2 separate regions of the Mus musculus genome follow, and region 2 is linked to region 1. Evidence: chromatin loops called from intact Hi-C (ENCODE). Cell type or tissue: left cerebral cortex. All regions are shown on one strand.

Evidence for each region. Peaks named below come from ENCODE experiments on the same cell type or tissue, not always from the same donor. Only the 100,000 strongest peaks of a DNase experiment are listed, where the experiment ranks them.
Region 2: it touches region 1 in a loop (2.5-fold over the local background); 5 of 42 quality-filtered maps call a loop at or near these places.

The regions. Positions count from the first base shown.
Region 1 is chr3:126,991,640-126,999,639 of GRCm38, forward strand. It overlaps Ank2 (ankyrin 2, brain), which reads right to left. Exons shown (of 48, transcript NM_001327938.1): 21 at 7,238-7,336; 22 at 6,214-6,312. Among named protein-coding and RNA genes, the nearest start is that of Gm25501, 9.7 kb to the right of the region's middle. In left cerebral cortex, CTCF peaks have their summits at 4,550 and 5,922; DNase peaks (open chromatin) are centred at 2,789, 4,531, 5,927, 6,700 and 1 more place; H3K4me3 peaks cover 2,637 bases; H3K27ac peaks cover 4,921 bases.
Region 2 is chr3:127,156,857-127,164,856 of GRCm38, forward strand. The region is part of intron 1 of Ank2 (ankyrin 2, brain); the gene reads right to left. It overlaps Gm16958 (predicted gene, 16958), which reads left to right and starts at 4,449. Exons shown (of 3, transcript NR_105030.1): 1 at 4,449-4,559. In left cerebral cortex, no CTCF peak of the experiment used is centred here; DNase peaks (open chromatin) are centred at 1,199, 3,282, 4,240, 4,617 and 4 more places; H3K4me3 peaks cover 5,772 bases; H3K27ac peaks cover 5,961 bases.

The DNA of each region.
Region 1 (8,000 bases):
CTTATGATGCCAGAGCTGGGACACGGAGAGATCCTAAAGCTCACTGGGCAGCCAGAATAGCTAAATCAATGGACTCCAGGTTCAAGGAGAGCTTGCCTGGAAACCTAAGATAGATAGGAATTGAAGAGGACACTGTCTATATGGACCTCTGACCTTCAATTGTATATACACACACACACACACACAATTCTGCTGCTAGAGTCTCAACACACAATAATAATAAGTCTCCATTCTGGGTCAAGGATGGTGGCGCACGCCTTTAGTCCCAGCACTTGGGAGGCAGAGGCAGGCAGATTTCTGAGTTCGAGGTCAGCCTGGTCTACAGAGTTCCAGGACAGCCAGGGCTACACAGAGAAATCCCTGTCTCGAAACAAACAAACAAACACAACAACAACAACAAAACAAATTCCCATTTAGTTCAAGACTAGCCTGGACTACAAAGTCAGTTCTAGGACAGCCATTGCTACATACTTAGACCTTGTCTCAGGAGGAAGGTGGGAGGTGGGAGGCATGGGGCAAGGAATCCCATTTAGTTACATTATGGAACTCAATATAAGGTTCATATTTTTAGCCTTAAGGGTACTGCACACTGTAACATATCCTACTATACTTTTCTGAAACATATTAAATAAGTATCTAAGTGTAAATAAAATGACTTAATAATGTGACTATATCTATTGTATTTGGCTAACCAGGAGGTCTGTTGTTATGTGGAAATGTTCTAAATAATTAACTGCCTTTCAAGGCAACTATTTCCATAAGAAAATGTGTCTCCATTTGAGAGTAAATTGCTGTATGAAAGCCTATTGCCCTTTTTCAGATGCTGGTAGTGTGTGAGCATTCTTTCTTTGTTCTTGCAAGAACAGGCTGCTTTCTTTGGAATTAAATGCTGTTATATAAGAAAATGTATACGGCAAGAGGTCAAAAGCAGCATACAGTAATCATTTGCTCACAGAGATTTCTCTGAATAATCACACTGCCCTCAATGTAAAATGCAATTTGTAGAATGTATTTTAAGTTGATGTACTCCCAACCTTCACAGGGCATCAGCAGATGTTTGTTGAATGCACAAATAAATCTTCCTACTCGTGAATAATGTAATTAGGTTTAATATACAATTTCCTTTTCAAATAAAATATCCTTAAGGTATTTGTTGACTGAAATATATTATTTTAAACAACTGCATTTGAACAGTACACGGAGAACAAAGCTATAATTCAAGGATCATGCACTTCTCTTTCTGCTGCAGAATCCAAGATGTTATGGTCAAGACAGGAAACTACTTTAAAAATGAAAATACGAAATATTCTGTGCATAAGATTAATGAGATACAATTAAGTCGGACAATGAGTTACTCATCATGATATGGGAAAGCATAGACAATAAAATATAAACTGCTATCATGGTATTTTATAAATACAGGATAATATCTGGTTTTCCCTGTGTGGGGGAAGACGGTATGCTTAACTAACCAGGCTTAGTCAGCCACTATCCTCACCCCACCCCACCCCCAACCTGCCAACCACACTTCTCAAGCCATCATAGCACAGTGAGTGAATCTGGCCATCACATGACCTTTCAACACCCTCCCCCTTTGGCTGTCATCAGGTCACCTGCAGGCTATACCTCTTTTGTATATTGTCAATCACATTTGTTAATATAATTTTCCTAACTAGATAAAATATTAAGTGTATAGTTGGCTTTCTATAAAAACTAAGATAAGTACTCTGTAAAGTTTCAACACAAATGTTTCTCCCCAAGTAGCTGCTTAGTTGTGAGTGAGACAATTATAAATGATTTAGAAAAATATATATCAGAAAAATGTAAGAATTGTGTATACCACGTTTCTTTCAGAAAACATACAGAATGCATAAATGTTATTTGTTTCTAATATGTATGAATGTTTGCATTCATGTATGTACATAATTTACATGCATGCATGGAGCCTAAGAATGCCAAAAGAGGGCTTCAGCTCCACTGGAACTGGGGCTATAGACAGTTGTCAACTGCCATGTGGGTACTGGAAAGTGATTTGGGGTCCTTTCCAAGAATAGCGAGTGTTAACCACTGGGCCACCTCTTCAGCAGCAATAAGTTATCTACATTTTGTAAAGTATATACACACGTGCAGTGAATATTGATGGTGCTTGGGCAAAGATGACAACTCAGCCATCTGAACAAGGAACTACTTTCACAGAAAAGAAAAAAGGTGGTTGAACAATGGCAAGTGACATCACCCGTATTCACTGCACGTTCATTTTGATGGCTCCTTTAACAGACATGCTATCAAATCAAATTAGAATGTGGAACTTACATTTTCTTCATTGCTTTAAGAAAATCTTCTTTAATGATTAAAAGGGTTGTATATTTAATACGACTTATGTGTGGTAACTTTGGGTAATTTATTAAATAATTTATGTTCTACTTAGCAATGATTATTTGCCACATAATACATCATTTTAAAATTATACAAACAACAACAAACAGTTGATGATAGTGGATTACATGGAGGTATAAGTCTTTTCCCATAGCTTTTCCAATCTTAGCAGACTGTGGCTGTTGTAATGTGCCCCCATTCTGGCAAACTTACAGTGACTTCATCCTAAGACAAGGCTGACTGGCCTCGCCTCCCCTGCTGTGTCTCTCAGGGTAAATTTAGAAAAGGCAAGGTTAAGGAAGCAAGCCATGATTCCACAGAGGCTGGGCAATCTGGGACGCCCCAGCTCTGCTCTCACACAATGCCTGCATTCATACTCTGGGGTAAAGAACTGGGGAGAGAAGTTTCTTTTCTTCAAGGGAATTCACGTGGCTGCACAAGTGGCACACCCTCTAAAGGCAAGCGACAGGAGATGTGTCCATCACTTGTGCGGTTATAATTCAATGGCTACGTTCAATGGTAACCGCACTGTGGACCATTTGATTCGCTAGAACTCATTATGAAATGCCTTGCCCTGCTTGCTATCCTCAGAGCACTGGTGCTTGTTTGTTCGTTGTCAATCAGTAAACTTTAGAAAGTGACATTAAATATGACATACTATCTAAAACCAACGAAGTATACTTCTTGGGTGGTACTTCTGGTTGAAAACTAGTTAGGAATCATTCTTTCACAAAATTTTGGCCAAACTGCTTCTTGGCGAAATCAAGATTAATTATATTGGCATGGTTAGAAAGTCGTCTTTGTGATCCAGCAGCCTAAATTGAATTCCAGATGTGTCTCTCCACATCTAGCACACTACTAATCTTACATACTAATTATGAGGTATCATAGACCGCACGTTATGGAGGGAAGAAAATATGGAGAAGAAGAATGAATGTTCATCACCTCCCGAAGGGAAGTGCACTGCAAGAAGAGAACCCATCCACACTTTTCAGTTTAAATTCCATGTCTCAAACCGAACACAGTTCTATCAGAAGTCAGTTAAGGGGACCAGAAAATAAAGATAAAGCAGGGTCAAGACAGGCAGCCATTGAGATGGAGAGGTGGCCTAGGAGTTAAGAGCACTGGCTGCTCTTCCCAAGGACCTGGGTTCAATTTGTAGGGAAGTTGGTTTATTTAATGTGAATGATGCACCTTAGCGGAAATCTGATATTCTATGTATTATTTATGGTTTATTGGCCCCTTCACCTAGAAATTTGAGTTTTAAGGGTAGTGTGTATTTATCAAATCACGGTCAGCATTAAAATGAACATAAATGATAATATAGTAATGAATAAAACATAATGGAATATAAATAATTAAAAAGCAAGAACTCTTAAAATGTCCTAAAAGCAGTTGCCTTGTATTTGAGGTAACTCTTGGAGATAGGACCTTCCACGCCTGTCCTGTATATTTGATTTCTAACAAGCCATCAGAAAGCTTGCTTAGAGATGGTAAGTAGCATTTTTTTTAAATCAGCAGTGTGTGTTGGGGGATGCACTTCACCTGTGTAACTGCAGAATACACACCACGGTGCCCAGTGGATAGTCTAGGCTTGTCAGTCTTATCTGTACACCTTGTTTGAGATAGGACCTCATTGTTTGCAGCTTTGAACCCCAGTAGCTGGCCCCCCAGGTTCCACAAATCCTCCTGCCTTCACCTCCAATCTTATCAGAGGAGCACCAGATGTGCATTATATGAGTTCTGGGGTCCAAATGAGGTCCTCACACTTGTAAGGCAACTGTATTAGCCACTGAGCCGTTTCCCAGCCTTGTAATTAGAATGCTTAAATTAAGTGCTAGTTGCTTCTGCTTTAACATACATGTCTTTATGAGTAAGATCATTTGTTCTGATTCATATTTATTCACCTCAAATCTTGAAAATAAGATGTGAAGTTTCATAATGTTGTTGATGTTTAAAATATATATATATATTTTTTCCTCTGTATCATGCTTCTTCACCCCTCCCCCTTCACTTGGGCGGAGGAGCTGGGTTAGAACCACTGATGCTTTTCAGCATGGAGCACAGAGGCCTCTCACATCTTAGTCCAGTAAAGAAGAAATGTTACTTAGCAAAATGACAGGGGAGTAGAGCCAAGAGAGGATAAAGAGCCACAAGGCCGCCATCTAGCTGCAATTCAGTGAAAACACAGATTCATAATTCCTAGGGTGGAAAAAGTAATAAAATAGGCAAAAGAAAAGCCCCAAGACTTCTGACAGTATATATTTATGCGCTTAGCCAATTTTGCCACTAAAGCCTTCGTTTCTTCTGATGTGCATGCTATTCTGAGGTGACATAGCCAGGTAGGTCTCCATATGAAGACTTTCCTCTTACAAAAAAACAAAAACAAAAACAAACAGCAACAACAAAAAACCAAATATATTTTTAAAGCAATTAAGATCCAGCCATACAGAAAGACCTTAAATATTCTTACCACAAGAAAATGAAGGTTTGAGGAGATGGACACATTTATCTTCATTTGAGCAACCCGTAATGGAAACACATACCATAGTACTATTTGACATTACAGAAACCTGGGCCTTTTTTTTTCCTGAACCAAATTAAAATGTTTAAATAGAATATAATTTTAATTAGAAAAAAAGCCCTAGCCATATAGAATGACCCCCAAATAGGGTGATGAACATTGACAAGACTTTTCTTATCTAGAATTTACCAATTCTCTCCTTTAGATCTTTATAACTACTGTGTGTACTGGCTAAAGGCGACGGGTCTGTTTAGAGAGTGAGCAGTCAGCTGCCTCCCCTCTCCAAGTTCAGCCTATATTGTGCAGTTCATTAATTATTCATACTCCACTCTATTTAAAACTGCACGTCACAGCAACTGTAGTCTACTTCAATGCCTGTCAACAGGGACTTTCCGTTAGCCCTTGAAACAAAATTCCTTTCTTTTCCCTCCCATCGATTAAAAGAAGCGAGTGTCCCCAAACTCTGCGTGCAGCCATCCTGTCCCCAAACCCTGCGTGCAGCCATCCTAGCTGGGAGCATTTACTGGAACCTTATCCTGAGTACATTTGCTGTTGATTTGTGGTTTTATTGTTTCCATAGAACATCTCCTGTTTTGTTGTTTCTCTGTAGAGATAAATTTAAAAGCTATTGTTCATAGCCTCTGTGCTTAAGTTAAAGCTAAAAAGAAAAAAAAAAAGTTCTCCCTGGAGCCTATGCCGAGACCAGGGCGCCTCCTTGTTAGCTTTGCTCTAGGGATTTTTTTCTGGCAAAGTCCAACTGTCATGACTTCTGCCTCCTCGAGGATCAATAGACTTTCTAAAGCTGTGGAAATAAAGGATTTTAGGCATACACTAGACATCTGCAATTTTCTTTTCGTATTCTAAAAAAATTACCAGGCATAAGAAGGAAAAGAAGAAGTGTAAGGATGCCTTGTTGTGTGCAGAAATGCATTTAACTCGTCAGGGGGTCTTTTCAGATGCCGCCTGACCTCTGGGCCAAGTTGAAGTTGGCTGCAGAGTGTGGTACCTCTCTGTCAGCGGTAGGTGTCACACACAACTAGAGGAAAGAGATGGAGGAGTCGGAAAAAAGCCACAGGGAGAGGGTAACTTTTCTATAGTTATAAAGCTGCTTTTATGTGTTTTATTTGGGATTCTACTGAGTAAAAGACAGAACCCTCGTGTCCATTGGTGAACGTCTTTGTAGCTGCATATCCGAGTCTCTCCCACAATACATTCAACAAAAGAAGAAGACACAGAAGCTGCACACACCGAGTGAAAAGCCTGTGGCGGGAAAACCGAGAGGACAGGAGAGGATCAGTTGTCTCGGTACTCACCGTGGTAGTGGTGGTGACCTCTTCAGTCACAACCTTCAGGGTGTCAACCACGGAGATGTAGCCCAGCCGCTTAGCAATCGCCAGGGCCGTGTTACCATTCTGAAGAGAGAGAAAGAGGGGAAAGAGTGAGAAAGGCTAGGGAGGACTGCCTTGAGAGCCAGTGAGCTCACCCGTGGCGCGGCATGAGCCAGCACTTCCTTCCAAAACAAGGCACAGCTCAGGAAAATCACTAGTTTTTACCATTACATCTAAATCTGTCTTTGTAACTTCTTTAGACTATAGCCCCGGTCACCATGGTAACACAACAAGCTTGCATCTGCCTGCTCTTTTTTAATAAGAAGCACTTGATGCTTTAACCCCGAGGTTGTTGAGCAGTTCCAAATGCTACACTGCCCTTATGAAGCCACCTTTCAAACTGGGGGTGGCATCTGCCAGAACTACTAGGGAGAACCTGGTATACTCATCGCTCACCAAGAGTCAGGCCATCTGCTGCAGGTAAGATGTTACCATAGGGACCCAGTGACAGATTTAGCTTCTGCGCTGCAGGATCTCCAGTGCTGCACAAACTATACAAGCTAGCAATTCTGGCTGCATCCAGCCCAGGACACTGGGGATCCCGCTTGTTTAATTACACCGCTTAGTTTACATTTCAATGGCTCCGCGTCCCAAAGAGGCAGTTCCAAGCCAGCAGCTCAGAAACTGGGCTCCCTTAAGAAGACAAGGAGGGAGGGGTGGAAATGTGCTCACATCTGAGAGCCAGCTGTAAGCAGAACCCTTCCAGCAGCCCAAGTGGAGGGCCCCACTCCCAAGGGAGCCAACTGACTTCCTTCCCAGCAAACACTCCCCGAGAAATCACAATCTTCTAGAAAGGATTTTTCCCCCCAAAACCTGGGGCTTTCCACAGTTTGTTCAAGGGCGATGTACCACATTTTTAAAAAATCTCTGCCCGTAAGACACCGAGGGGGAGGGGGAGGAGGAAGAGGAGGAGAGGAGGGCAGAAGGGAGGGTCGTGAGAGCTCCTTACCGCAGTAGTAGCATTAGGCTTGGCCCCGTGCTGGAGCAGGACATTAATGATGTGTGTGTGGCCCTGCTGGGCAGCTTGGTGCAAAGGTGTGTAGCCATTCTGTCCATCATGGCAGCACCGATTTGCAGAGGGAGAAGAAAATTAGGTTAGCCTTCAGTCTCAGTTCGCTTGTCTTATTCACAGCAAACCCATCAAGGACCTCATTGCTTATTTAGAGCAACAATTTCCCCAGCAACTCATTTCTCAGCAGCAAACACTCCCTCACACCTTATGTTGAACTATGAAACCCAAGATAAACGCAAATTGTAACTCTTATTATATTTTAACTGATTGGCATTTACAACACATATGCTGAGAGAAGATTAAAAATGGGACAGAACAATACAGCCACGATATTTTTCCTTAGGAAAGATGAAGACCGAGCTGCTGTCTAGCTGAAGGGTGCTGAGGTTCATGCAGGCTGCTGCTAGTTATAACCATCCACATACCCTGTAGAAGATCTACAACCGTGAAAGAGAATCAAATCTCATGCTCAACTCAGGAGAGGGCTTTGGTTATAAAAATCTGCATGTGTAAACTTTAGGAAAGAAAACTTCATTGGAATCCCCAATGTCCTGCCCCAATAAAATGTGTCTTTAAAAACTAGAATATTGAACCGAGTGTGGCGTGGTGGCACACACCTTTAATACCAGCACTCAGGAGGCAAAGACAGGCAGATCTCCTGTCAGATCCAGATCAGCCTGGTTTACAGAGATACCATGTC
Region 2 (8,000 bases), 170 kb after region 1:
TCCAAGACAGTATGATGGTAAAATAAAGGGAAGGAATGGTCAGAGTGCTCCGTTTCTCTGAAGAATTATTTGAAAGGGACTTAGAAAAGACTAATTTTATTTTCTATTGCGTCCCATACACCACCACCTTGAAGTTTAATAAATATAAATATACAAGTGCATTTTAGAAATCTGATCAAAAAGAAAAAATAACAAAAGTGATTTCAATAGTCTATCATGGGCAGCCAACTGGCCATGATTTAAGGTGCAAATCTTGACTTCAAAAAGTTCATTACCTAAGAAACTTATAAAATGTATGGAAGTAATTATAGTAAAATCACAACCTTAAGTTTATCTAGTTTCTCTCAAATGCATTGTTTAGTCAAACCCTTAAAATGCTTAAATTTCTTTTGGTTGTAGAATGTCATTATAGAGGTGAAAAACTTGCAACATTAGTAGCTTAAATGGTTTACTTACAATGTTCATTGATGGTACAATCATGCTATCTTCTTTCCCTAGTGAAATTTGGACCCAGGCATATCTAAGTTCAAATCCCAAGCCTGCCACTTGATAGCTATCTATGACTAAGGAAGATCCACTTCTGAGTCTCAGTTTCCTTGTCTGTGAAATCAAGAAGATGTCTAATGTATACAGTTGTTAAATGGACCAATATGTATGTATCCAATATAAGGTCCTTCAGTACTTAATAAATTATATTTTAAAGGTTCTAAAAGGCCTATCAGTTTTAACATTATGAATCAATGAGCTATTCATTAAAAATAAATAGATATCTGAGTATGGTAATGTATGCTTTTAATACTAGCTCTCAGGAGTCAAAGGCAGGTAGATTGTTTTATAAGTTCAAGGCTAGCCTTTTCTCTATAGTATATTCCAAGATAGACATAGATACATGGTAAGACTTTATCAAAAAAGAAGAAAGAAAAAGAGAGAAATTGATAAAAAGAATGATGTATATGTTCACAATTGAGCTTTTAGTCGTACTTGTATGAGTGCATGTGTGCATGTGTGTGTGTTGGCATATGTTCATGTTTGGAAGGGTGCCCATTATGCATGCAGAGAGAGGCCAGAGGGGCACAATGAATATCCCTTTCTATCACTTCCTTGAGAAATATTTCCTTGCGACAGCCTCTCGCTAAACCTAGAGCTGTGCTGGTAGGCAACCCTGAGGGATCCTCATGTCCCTGCTCCCCACAGTACTGGGTTTACAGATGCACTCATGGCCAGGCCTGGCCCTTTACATGGATAACAAAATCAGAGCCCGTGTCCTCACGTCTGGACAGCAAGAGGCTCTGACCCTCTAAGTTGTCTCTTTAGTCCCCACAATGGACATTTATTCAAACATAAAGAACAAGTTGTGCCAAGAAAATGGATAGAGAGCTCATCACTTCATCAAAATAAACTAGACTAGATAAGACAGATAATTTTTATGTGAAAGCTTAAAAGAAAAAGACAGTAGATGGGGGGTTAAGAGGCAGGAGGAAAGGGCCGGTTGGAATGAGAGAGGAAAGGGGAGACAGAAAATATGACCAAAGTTGATGCTGAACATGTATGAAAACATCATGCTTTGTGATTCTAGTGAACGGTGTAGACATGACAGACTCAAGAATGGTTAGTCCATTCTGAGAAATGAGAAGAACAAAAGCTTCTTTGACAAGTCGTGGTGAACATAAGGTTAAAGGGGAAAAGTCATTTAGGTATATATACTTTGCTTTTAGAAATGCAACTGTGCTGTCACTCTTATGCGTTCCTTATATGTGATTTTCGAGTTTTAAAAAGTACAGATGGGAAATAGGCAGCTGTAATATATATATATATATATATATATATATGGATGGATGGATATATATACTTGGAATTACTTTTTAGGGCTAAGGTTGTCTTGCCAGCATAAGAATTCTGATACTTAGCTATTCCATCTGGCAGCTCGGGTCTCAAATACTAGACTTCTAGTATAGGAACCAGACTCTGTACATATGAAGATTATTCAGTTAACACTAAGGTGCTAATTAGACCAGAATAGCCTCTTACCCCACAAATGATAGATCAGTGTGCTATCTTTGAGCAAATAAGTTCAAATTAGTTTGTTTCAACCACTCTTGAACTCATTCATTTGCTTAAAGCTTAAATTCATTTATTATACCTCATATTTCACAAACACAATGGACATGCCATATACTTCACTTAAATACTACTTATCCAGTCAAGGAAGCCTGAACATTTTGCTGACAATGAGGTTGAAATGAAATTCCTTAATATGCATATCATTGCCTTTTTTAAAACCCAGAAACGATAAGTTAGTATTATGGGTTTTCATCAAGAAAAGAGTAGGACTGAAGTTTACAAAGAGTTAAAATTTATTGTAAACACTTTATGCAATACAAAGCAAAATAAATATTTCTTAATTAAGTTTATAAAGTTTACAAAGGCATATTAAAATAAATCCCAAATATAAAGCTACCCTAATTGAATTATTTTAAACATCAATAGTTATATCTTGGTAAAATTTCCTTTTAAAATCAATGTATTCCCCCAAGCTCTGTAGTTTTATCTGCACTGGGGATGCATAAAGGACTTTATGGGTAAGAAGCCTTCCATAGATATGAAAATGAAACTCTATATACTCTATTGGTTCTACAACAGAGCTACTACCTTACAATTATGACATGACATGAGCAGAAACCATGATCATGTTAAAATGATTTCTGAAGATGATAGTCTAGAGCCCAGTAACAGGCATTTTCAATCCTCCATGAGCTGCCATCTCATTATTTCGCTCTAAGAAATAATCTGAGCTGGGACTTTTTTTTTGTTTTTTTTTTTTGTTTTTGTTTTGTTTTGGTTTGGTTTGTTTTTTTGTCAAATCACATTTGAAAACTAGGTTGGGCTGGAATTTGGGGTAGGGGAAGTTGTCAATCTAGGAAAGACACTTGCTATAGCTTGGAAGTAAACCCCATCGTTTGGTAAACCTTTATTGTGCTGTGTAATGCTGCATGCATCTGCCATAGAAGAAGTTTATATGAAAACAGAAGAACGAAGATAAATACTGTCAAATTACTCTGGTTCTAGGGCAATGATATCTAAATTTGCCCAGACGATCTTGTCCTGTTATACCAGCAAACAATGATCTTGCTGACAGTGCCAGGTTCAAGCTAAAGTAAGACGGCAATCAAGCAACCGAGAAATTCCCACCAAGTACTGGCACTTGCCATTTTAACGATGCAACTTTTTCAGGAGTAAGGAGGTTTAGGGAAAGAATGGCAGTGAACCCCATGTGGAAACCAAGCACAGGACAGTCTAACGGCTCCCCGAGAATGGATGCAAGGCACTTGAGCTAAGCAATGTTATTGGGTCTCAACTGGATGTTGTTCAAGTATTCCTCGCCAAGAAATAATACACCGTAGTTGAGGGAACAAAGATTTAAGAGGATATAAATACACGAAAAATGCTTCAGGCAGTAATGTTCTATGGAGAGGATTAAAAACAAAACCGTAGGAGCCATAGAGGAGGAAATCCACCCAACCAAGATGGCCAGTAAGTAAGACTTGGGTACTATAAAAGACTCCAAGCACTCTTGAAACAAGGCATTTTAAAGGTCACATAAACAGTACTACATTTTCTCCAGAAGAGAAGCCACTAAATACACTAATTTTGTTTCCAGATAGTAATCATTTGATCTAACTAGTGGAGAAGTGGAACAGCATCAGGATGAAGGAAGACCTCGACTCACTGTGGCTCCTTAGGTGTCTCTCAAATTTAAAATTAAAAAAAAAAAAAAAGAGGCAATGACAAGGCTTCTCAATGCACAGGTGAACGTGGCGATCACGGAGGAAACAGGGAAATGGTCCCTGGAGCACATGCGTTAGCAAACCTGTGTGTCGCTTTGCATCTCTTAATCCCAGACCTGTTTAAAATGAGCTTGTGTACAATACACTATTTTTACATTCTGCTAATGTAATATACCATTTGTCATCTGAAATTATTCAGTGACCTAGTTTGTTAATTAAAGTGTTTAGATACAACAACTTCTTTACAGCCAGACAACTGGCTGAATGAGTATCTCATTACTGTCAGTTTGTAAGATTTATATTTTTAGGGAAATTTAATATTTAAAAAAAGAAAGAAAAAAACATGTTTCGGAGAAAGACAGCCAATCTGCGGTTGGCTTACTGTTAGGAGAGTCGATGATTCACTGCCTTGGTGAGCTAGCTATTTCCACTTAATTGCCAGCAGTAGAAAAGTAAATTACAGAATTAATAATAGAAAATAAGAATTCTAAAAATGCAGAAGCACAGATCACTGCATCCATATTTTTAGTCTATTCTAGTGTAGAATAATGTCAACACTCGGGAAGGCAAGGAGGTATACAGATCCTGTGGCTTATTCCCAATCAGAGATCTTGATTGAAAATACCATCGGTGTAGAAGTGCCCGAGGTCCAGTAGTAGACACGGGCAACGCGAAGAGGACAACCCTCTGGCCATACAGAAACCCTTCCTTCTTCTGTGAGAGTAATCTGGAAGACTGGAGAACTCGGCTTTAAGACGGAATGATCTAATGGAGGTTAGAGAAAAGAGAAAGGGAAATGATGGATTTTGCTTTGCTTGATCAAAGCGAAGGAATTCCATCCTGCTCAGGCATCTCCTCCCAATGCAGCAAATCCAGGCGAGAGCTCCTCTGAGCTGCAAAGTGTGCTCGGAAATGGTGCAGGGGAGGGATGGAAAAAAGGAGGATGAAGTTGTCAGTTCTAAAGGCTGAAGATTCTACACGGCGCTACAAAAGGGCGCGGGGTGGGGGGAGGGGGGCGCACACGAGGTTCTCCATACCTTTCTTTTCCGCTCCATCCGATCCCTGGGGATTTTCCGTTGTTTTTTTCTCTCTCTGTCCAGATTTTTTTCCTTTTCATCCAGTTCAGCCTCTCTAACTTTTTTGATAGAAGCAGCAGCGTGAGCCATTTTGGCAGACGAAATCGGCAGAGGATAACTTTCCACTCCCCAGCAATACAGGTGATTTGACTGCTATGTGGAGATGTGATTTTTCCCCCCAGCAGAGCAATGGCTGGCAGACAGAACACTCACAAAATAATCCACTCCGCCCCCGAGCTAGGTCATAATCTTGCTCCAGCCTCTGCAGCACCCATAATTCACTCGAGCGTCCCCCTAGGTTGCGAGCCGAGCCCCTGAGCAGCCCACACCTGCACACAGGCATGCACAGGTGAGCGCCCACGCTCAGCAATGGTCCCGGGGGAGGGCGGAGCTCTGGACCCGGAGCTCCTCAGCAGTTGGGTGGCCCCGAGTGCAGACAAGCATCCTAATAGTTGCAGAAGCCTTCCTTAGGCGCTCATCACCAGTTGGAACGGTCTTGGGGGACTCCTCCAGACAGTCTGTCTTCAGACCGGAGCCAGGAAGAGGCCACCTCGGTGAAAGTCCTAGGGGGGGTGGGGAGTTCTCTGCCGCTTGCAACCACACCTCTATGCAGGGCGAGAGAAAATGGTGCAGTCTCGCTAAGGACCCGGCGCCGCCGCTGCTGCCGCCGCCGCCGCGGTTGCTACGGGCAGCACGTGACATAGATGCCTGCGTCTTAAATCCCTCAGCCCTTCCCTTCTCCAAGGTACATTTGGAGAAAATAATCTACGCTGCGGGGTTGGGAGGAGAGGAGCAGAGCTGGAGTGACTTGCCACTTGCAAGGCAGAGAGGGAGAGAGCGGGTCTGGGAAGGACTGGGAGTTGCCCGGGCTCCCCGGTGCGGTTTTACAGACCCACGTGAGGCCGCCTTAGCAGCTTGCTTTGGCAAGGGATCAAACCGGGCTGTATGTCAGTGAGCGCTGTATAAGCCGGCTTTGGCGAGGTTACCCTGAGGAAGCAGGAGTAGAGGACCGCAAAGAAGAAAGCAAGCACCCCTGAAAACCATCCTCCATCACTCTAAGAGGGACACGCAGGTACCCAGTTAGGCGTCTTTGAAATTCGCAACGCTGTTTTAAACCTACCCGTGAACGTGACAAGCAACGGAATGAAATCAAGTAAAATTAGAATTTCTGGATGTTCTCTTACATGCTCAGTATGGAAATACAGGGGAAGAACATAGTGTATAAAATGCAGATGCTCCCACTATACCCAGCAGGGAGGAGAAAATCACCTGTAAGCTCAAGCTGGAATTCTCCAATTACAAACACTGTTCAATTTTCCTAAGTTTGCTAAAATTTTAGCAAGGGCTGACTGAATACTCTCGGTGTCTCATTTTCTAGCTGGACAAAGTCATAGCTAGAAAATTTTATCCAGATGGATTGTGAAGGTCCTTCCTCTTCAACCTTCGTATTTTAGAGAAACAAAAATTATGAACACTGTAGCAACTGGGAGGAAAACAATATAATCTGATTCTACATAAATCCTATAAGTAGAGAAAAATGTTGAAAGTGTTCTTAGAAAATGTTTATAATGAAACTCTTCGCTCTGCTAACGTAACATTTTTAATAACAAACTCTGTGTTTATAAATGAAGGATACAAAGCCTCATTTTGCCCCAGTGTGTGAAGAGAGTACACTAGTGAGGCTTTGGTTTGGTTTGGTTTGGTTTTATGAGAAAATGCTAGATTTTGTACTTTGGTCTTACATGTTTTGGCTTATATAATTTACAATTTTTGTTTTTCATTTAAACTGTGCTGAAGGCAGCAGTTGGCAAACGAGTTCTGTGGTAGTGCAGACACGTTGGTTCTTCATCTGATTCAAATGTTGGTTCGAAGCAGAGAATAATTACCCTGGCATGAGGTCACATGTTATTAGTGATGTGTTAGTTCCAGGGTCAGCCAGCTTAGAACAGATTATGTCTCTTATATAAGAAGGGCTATCATCCTCTGGCACCCACAGCTGAGAATCAGATCCACAAAACACAGAAAACCCTATCCACTTCAGCTTGCCTTCAGCCCTCATGGCCCTTCCCTGGAAAGGTGTCTGCCCAGGTTTCTTGGGAAGTTAACAGATTTGGGGGCAATTCGTTTATCTGCTTGGCAAGAGTAGCCACAGTTATCTCCTAGTTATCTCCCCTTCACACATGTCCTCTACTCTGTCCTGAAATCAAAGCCATCATTACTCAAGGGTGCTTCTGGGAAGCAGGAGGAACCCAGCACTGCCTGTTCCTGGTGCCATCTGGCATTCCCTTGTCTTCTAAATCCTCATCTTTAAAAAAAAAAAAGGTTTAGAGCAAGCAAGCCACACCTGATTTGTGGATGTCCTTTTAGCTTAGTAATCTGAGTCCTAATGGAACGTGGCTGAGCCTCCTACCGTGGTCTTTCTGTCAGTTGGGGGTGACTGAGGATTCTTCTAGAAGAGACCTTTCCCACTACCTCAGTAGGATCTGCTTCTGTCATCCCATAATACCCTCTCCCTTTGCAGACTTCTCAGTAGGAAAGGGAACCCCACATGCTACAGCAGAAGGTGAGCAGCGCCTGTTGTCACAAACATTTACTTCTTTCATTAGTTCTTCCTACCCTCACTGCAGACCCTCTTGGAAACCTAGCCAGTAGCAGCTTCACTATCCTGTTCTCTTATGCCAGGCAATGTTCACATTTTTAAACTTCAGTTTGGTAACTAAAAACAAACCTAAGATACAATTAACAGTTTAGTTTCTAGGACTCTCTAGTATACTTTGTCTCATCATGAAAGAGTGTAATCAGATACCCCAATAGACGTTAGTTTGACTGACAGAAACATTACAGAAAAAAAAAACTGTATTGGCCACATCTTTAGAACCAATAATGACATGACTTTGCTAATGTTTTCCATGGTATCTTTCCCTGTGACACAAAGAAGCCAAGGTACTGTGCAGATGTGTACAAAAGGCCAATAACATATTTGAGACAGCCCCCCCCCCCAGACATCATGCTATAACAGCAGGAAAGCTCAGATACAGAGCTCTGATAGCCAGATGACCTCAAGGAAGAAACCACAGAGGGAGCCACCACTGTGGCATCTTACACATTCCCATCACAAAACCAGAAATCTCAAACGCTT